2 separate regions of the Homo sapiens genome follow, and region 2 is linked to region 1. A link is a contact called in ENCODE Hi-C or POLR2A ChIA-PET data. All regions are on one chromosome and are shown on one strand. Each heading gives the region's core, a stretch centred on a gene start or an enhancer-like site at or near the end of the contact. The rest is flanking DNA. Distances are from core to core; before and after follow the strand shown. Region 1 holds the start of KCNQ1OT1 (KCNQ1 opposite strand/antisense transcript 1). Region 2 overlaps KCNQ1 (potassium voltage-gated channel subfamily Q member 1).

Region 1 (2,606 bases), core at 41-2,540:
CACTTGCTGCCTGAAAAAATGACACCATTTTCTCTTTCTCTTCTGGGCTGAAGAACAACAAAACCCCCAACCCGGTCACCCTTGGAGAGAGATTCCTGGCTCTCCCGTAGACGTATATTTTCGGCAGAGGCAGTGAAGATGAATGGCCTCCTTGCGTGCCTTGGTGGGGGGACGGCTGGCTCGCTTGGCTGGCTCCAGCCTCCCCCTTCCTCCTGTGTTTGAGGTCAACCCTGGGTTGGGGTTGTAACAACTTTCGAGAACATACCCAGAGTCCTGCATTCCAACACTGTTTTTGCAGTCCACATGGAAGGGCCAAACGGCCCCCAGCCTTGCCAGGGAAGCCTCAGGGTGTGAACTTCTAGAGGGGGCTTTTGTGACCCAGGCTTTTGTCCCCGGAGTTTATGGCAATGCTTGGCATTCAGAAGGCGCGCGCCAGCGGCGCGGAGGGGACGGACAAGGGGAGGGGCCGGCAGACGCGGTCAAGTGTCACGCCCGGATGGGGGATGGGAGGTGGGCAGGGCGGGCCCGGCCGGGCGCTGGCAGGCGCGGGGCGCCCTCGGCGCTGCCCTTTGCCAGGTGGGTGGCCTGGCATGTCCCGGCCACCCCTGCCACTCACCCCCTGAGGTCCCAAGTCCTCAGGGGTGAGCGGCAGACACGGGTGTTCCAGGCACAGCAGTGGGGGCTTCAGAACATCCCGATCCCCTGCATGGACCCGCTGGGAGGGGGGAAAACGCCTCCCGCACCCGGTGCCACGGCGGTGGAGACCTTGCCCGGGTTCGAGGGTCGCTGCAGCGGCGCCGGCGGAGGGGCTGGTCTCGGGCGTGGCCTGGACGCCCACAGGCCTCCACACCGAGGGCCCACAGCAGTGTCGGGGTGCGGCCGCTGTCCTCACGCGGTCACCCCGGGGTGGTGAACACATCACGCAGAGAACTGGCCCGTGTCTCCAGCTCACCCCGGCGATGCCAACGCTGAGGCTGGCGCTGGCCCCGGCCCCCGGTGGTGCTCAGGGACGACGGGTGGGGGCAGGGAGGGCGGCGGCTCGCGCCACCTCACACCCAGCCAGTGCCTCATGCGGCGCTGGACCCGCTGGGCCAATCTGAGCCCGGGTGGCATCAAAACGAGACTCTTTCGGCCAATGACAGGACACGGCACATCACTTTCCGCACCCAGCCAATCCGTGCAGCAGCCCGCCGCAAGCCTTCCCCTGCTGCCGCCCAATCAGCAGGTGGGGGGCGGTCGCCACGTCGGCAGCGGCGGGGGCAGTCGGAGCGCTGCCGCAGTCTCCAGGCAGAACGGTCGCCGCGTCGCCTCAGCACGGACCTCCAGGGAGCTCCTCAGCAAGATCCTGCCAGGGCGCCCCTCAGCGCGATTCTGCCGGGGTGCCTCTCAGCGTGGTCCTCCCCGGGGCTCCTCAGCACGATTCTCCCGGTGCGCCCCTCAGCGCGGTCCTCCTCGGTGCGTCAGTCATCGTGGTTCTCCCCGGCGCGCCCCTCGGCGCGGTTCTCCTCGGGGCTCCTCAGCGCGGCGCTCTTCTGGGGGCTCCTCGGCGCAGTTCTCCCCGGGGACTCCTCGGCGCCGTTCTCCTCGGGGCACCCGGGGCTTTTCGGCGCGGTTCTCCCCGGGGGTTCTTCGGCGCGGTTGTCCCCGGGGGTTCTTCGGCGCGGTTCTCTCCGGGGGCCTCTCGCCGCGGTTCTGTTCTCCCCGGGGGCTCCTCAGCATGGTTCTCCTCCGCGCGGTCCTCCCTGGGCCTCCTCAGCGCGGCACTCTCCTGGGGGCTCCTCAGCGCGGCACTCTCCCCGGGGGCTCCTCAGCGCGGCACTCTCCCGGCGGCTCCTCAGTGCGGTTCTCCCAGACTCTCCTCAGCGCGGCCCTCCCCATCTCTCTGGGAGGGTTTGAACACGGTCAGCACGGACCTGGGCGGACGGCGCGGGACGGGTGATCACTGGCGTTGCTGAGGTGAGCTGTGTGCCCCGCGGCCGTCCCAGATCACAGGCGTCAGCAGTGCAGCCTGGCCTGGGCAGTGCGCTCCCATCTGCACCTTATGGACAGCGTGGCCAGGGTCGAGGTCCGAGTTCCTGGCCGCGTCCCAAGGATCGGATTCCGGGTCTATAGTTCTCATGGTGGTTCAGAGTGGGCTGAATTGGGATTGGAGTCTGGAATCCGCATCGTGGTTCTGAGTCCGCGCTATTGGGATGGAAGTTGGGAATCCATGTTGTGGTTTTGAGTCAAAGCCCGAATTGGGACCGGAGTCGGAAATCCACTTAGTGGTTCTGAGTCAGGGCCCGAATTAGGATCGGAGGTGGGAATCCCCGTTGTGGTTCTGAGTTAGGTATCCTAGTTGGGATCAGAATTCGGGTCTAGGGTCCACATCCTGGCTGGGAGTTTGCCTGAGTTGGGATCTGAGTAGTTGGGGTCCCAGTCAGTCCGGGTCTGGAGTCCGCATGGTGGTTTTAGGTAGGGCCTCATTAGGGACAGAGGATCGGGAGTCTGAGTTGGGGACCTGAATCCCGGTCTGGAGTCTGCATCATGGCTCTGAGTTGAGATCCAAGGGAGGTCCGAGTTGGCGACTGGAGTCAGGGTCTGGAGTCTGTCTTTGGGTAGAGGTT
Region 2 (2,606 bases), core at 44-2,543, 130 kb before region 1:
TTCTGGTCTGGCCTCCAAGCCACATGTGGAATTTTCCCTCTGGCAAAACAGCCACTTGTCTCCATAGCCGCTCTCCCCCGCCCCCCCGACCCCACTTTTTTTTTTTAATCAACAGAACCCTGAATTAAGCTGAGTGTTTGCCTGCCTGGAATAGAGACTCCGTCCCCAGGGGCCCTTGCAGCGACTCAGGCGTGCGTCACATTCCGGCGGGTGGACAGAAAGGGGGATGACGTGGGCCGCTTCTGTGTAGGGTTTTACAGGAGTGGGGCCTGTCCTTCATGTCTTTTACCTCCCTCCTGCTGCTGGAATGCAGATGTGATGGTGAATGCAGGAGCAGCCGCTGGGGACCATAGGACAGAAGCACTGGATTGTGGACAGGAAAGCAAGCAGAGAGAGGAGGTCTGGGGCCAGGCTGATTCACCAGGCACACATCAGCCCTGAAGCTTCTGCTACTCTGGGACCCTGCGGGTGGCAAAGTTCTCTCTTATTTGGGCTGTCCCCAGGGTCACTGTCTCAGCAGCAGCTGAACCAAGAACCTCCCCTTCTCCCACCTGCCCTGACTCTGGTCCCTTATCTCCTACCTGGGGGACAGCAACACGAGGTGACTGTGCCTGGCCTCCTCTCTGCAGCCCAGCCTGTTCCCCTCCCGGCTCTGTGACATCTAAGCACATCACCTCTGAGCTTCAGGCTGAAGCCCTCCTGTGGCTTGTGAGTGACTGAAAATGACTCCAAACTCCTTAGAGGACTGCTCCGATGTCACCTCCTTGGAGATGTCCCCTTCCCCACCTACTCCACGGCTCATGGGCCACCTGCCTGGCTTTCTTCCTCCCTGTCCTTGTCACTCCAGGACCAGACACCCCACACCCAGTGGTTTACAGGCTGCTGGCCTGTGTGTCTCTCTGGCTGTGAGCATATGGGGAAGTGGTTAGTGTGTCTCCCCAGCACCCAGCATGGCTCCAAGCACATAGTGGGATTCTGAGTGGAGGCAGGGCAGGGGCCCCAAGACGAGGGGTGCCCAGGGGAGCCCCGTGCCTCTCTGGCCCTCTGCACCCCTCTCTGTTCTCCCTCTGGGAGCACAGTGGTGGGCTGGGTGTGCTGGGCCAGCCCTCTTGTGCCACAGCCAATCCAGGGCATTTCTACCCTGTGGGTGCCCAGCTGCAGGTCTGCTGGGGAGGCCTTCGGGGAAGCAGCAGCAGGAGGGGGCGGGGGAAAGTGCTCCCACACCGGCCTGGCGCACCCAACGCCGGGTCTGCCTGAGTTTCCGTGACTGTCTGCGCGGAACCGCACGGCGGTTTCCATCAGCGCTGCCAAGAGGCGGCTGCTGGGCCTGGCCGCGGGTTCTGACCCCCAGCTGGCCTGGTTACTGCCAGGAGACCCTGGGAAGCTGGGGAATACTGGAGCCCGAAGGGTTAACCTGCCCTCCCCGCCCCCAACCCCGGCTCAATTTCTTCATTTTTCAAAGGCCGGGCCCTCTTTCCTTCCAAGTCACAGCTGACGTGAAATGTAGCCTTAAAATGCAGCTGACATGAAAAACAATAGCACTCCCTCGGAGAGGTTCTGCTGCGGGCTGGACAGCCCCCGCCCCCCAATAATTACTCAAGACATTGGCATGAGCCAGGCCTGGTTAGGTAACAGGCTGCTTGCTGTGGAGGCTTATAACTCACAGGCAGTTACACATAATCTCTGCAGACAACAAAATCGTTTCCAGGATGGCGGGGAGGACGAGGCCTCGGGGAGAGGGTACTGGGGCAGGAGGGGCTGAGACCATGCCAATGGGGACAGGATCTGAGGAAGGGGCTCCGGGTGGCCCTGGGGAGCCAGCTTGTCAATGTGGGGAGGTGGTAAAGTGTCTGTGGAAAGGGGTTGCCCTGCCTCTCTCTTTACTCCAAACTCCACCCTTGCCCCAGTCCCTGGCGTGGAGGCCGCGCTGGTCCAGTCCGTTACTGAGCAAAGTACCCGGAGACTCATTCATACTGAAGTGTGAATGACTGACTGCTTTGGGAGAGCTGCCCCCGCGCAGCTCCGCGAAGGATAATTAATTGTCTGTTTATTGTTCATGGCCCCACTGTACTGACTTCCTCATGGGCAGGTCCACATACTTTCCCCTGTGTTCCCAGAGTCTAGTACATAGCAGACATTCAGAAAATATTTGTTGAAGACGACGACATCTAACCCAAAGAAGGAAGCGTCCAGGGTGTGATTCCAGGCACATGGGCGGGGCCCCTGGCAGCAAGGGCTGGACGACTGGAGGGACACTGGCCAGTAGAGGGCTGGGGCGCCCCTACCCCCCCGCGTGGTGCTTGCTCTTCCAGCACCCGGGGCCCCTGGCACCTTCCCACAGGAAACGCCCATTTCCCTGGAAGGACACTGAGCTGAGCAGGCTGAGGGCTCGGAAGGTCTGGGCTGCGGGCCTCCCTTGGCCTCCCATTGGTCTGGGTCTGCACCCTGGCGGCCTGGCTGCAGAGCCCACCCTGCCAGGAACTGGCTTCCTGGGCTATGAAGGCACACGCCCGACAGCAGGGTCGGGGAAGCCGGGCCCCAGCCCCAGTCCCGCCGCAGGGAAACGGCACCTCCCATGTTCTCTGGACTCTCTTTCCACCGTGACC

The links. Hi-C counts contacts between places; a loop is a spot of excess contacts on that map. ChIA-PET counts read pairs that join two places held with the same protein, here RNA polymerase II (POLR2A). Pooled maps may share reads with other maps.
Region 2: a map of IMR-90 shows a loop between it and region 1 (16-fold over the local background). The contact joins the enhancer-like site here to the promoter of KCNQ1OT1 in region 1. A Hi-C loop is called at or near these places in 7 of 168 maps with a recorded cell type or tissue (HepG2, IMR-90, ascending aorta and 4 more) and 15 of 50 pooled maps. POLR2A ChIA-PET finds 5 or more read pairs at or near these places in 4 of 52 experiments (AG04450, H1, HepG2 and 1 more).

The regions. Positions count from the first base shown.
Region 1 is chr11:2,698,678-2,701,283 of GRCh38, reverse strand. It overlaps KCNQ1OT1 (KCNQ1 opposite strand/antisense transcript 1), which reads left to right and starts at 1,290. Exons shown (of 1, transcript NR_002728.4): 1 at 1,290-2,606. All of the region lies in intron 11 of KCNQ1 (potassium voltage-gated channel subfamily Q member 1), which reads right to left. RefSeq lists silencers at 807-876, 887-1,156 and an enhancer at 1-1,089.
Region 2 is chr11:2,825,123-2,827,728 of GRCh38, reverse strand. All of the region lies in intron 15 of KCNQ1 (potassium voltage-gated channel subfamily Q member 1), which reads right to left. Among named protein-coding and RNA genes, the nearest start is that of KCNQ1-AS1, 35 kb to the left of the region's middle. RefSeq lists an enhancer at 1-164. Within about 2 kb of position 1,293, at least 27 of the 41 ENCODE cell types and tissues checked have a DNase peak (open chromatin) inside an H3K27ac peak, as active enhancers do; they include IMR-90, ascending aorta, prostate gland and 1 more, where a contact is called at or near this core.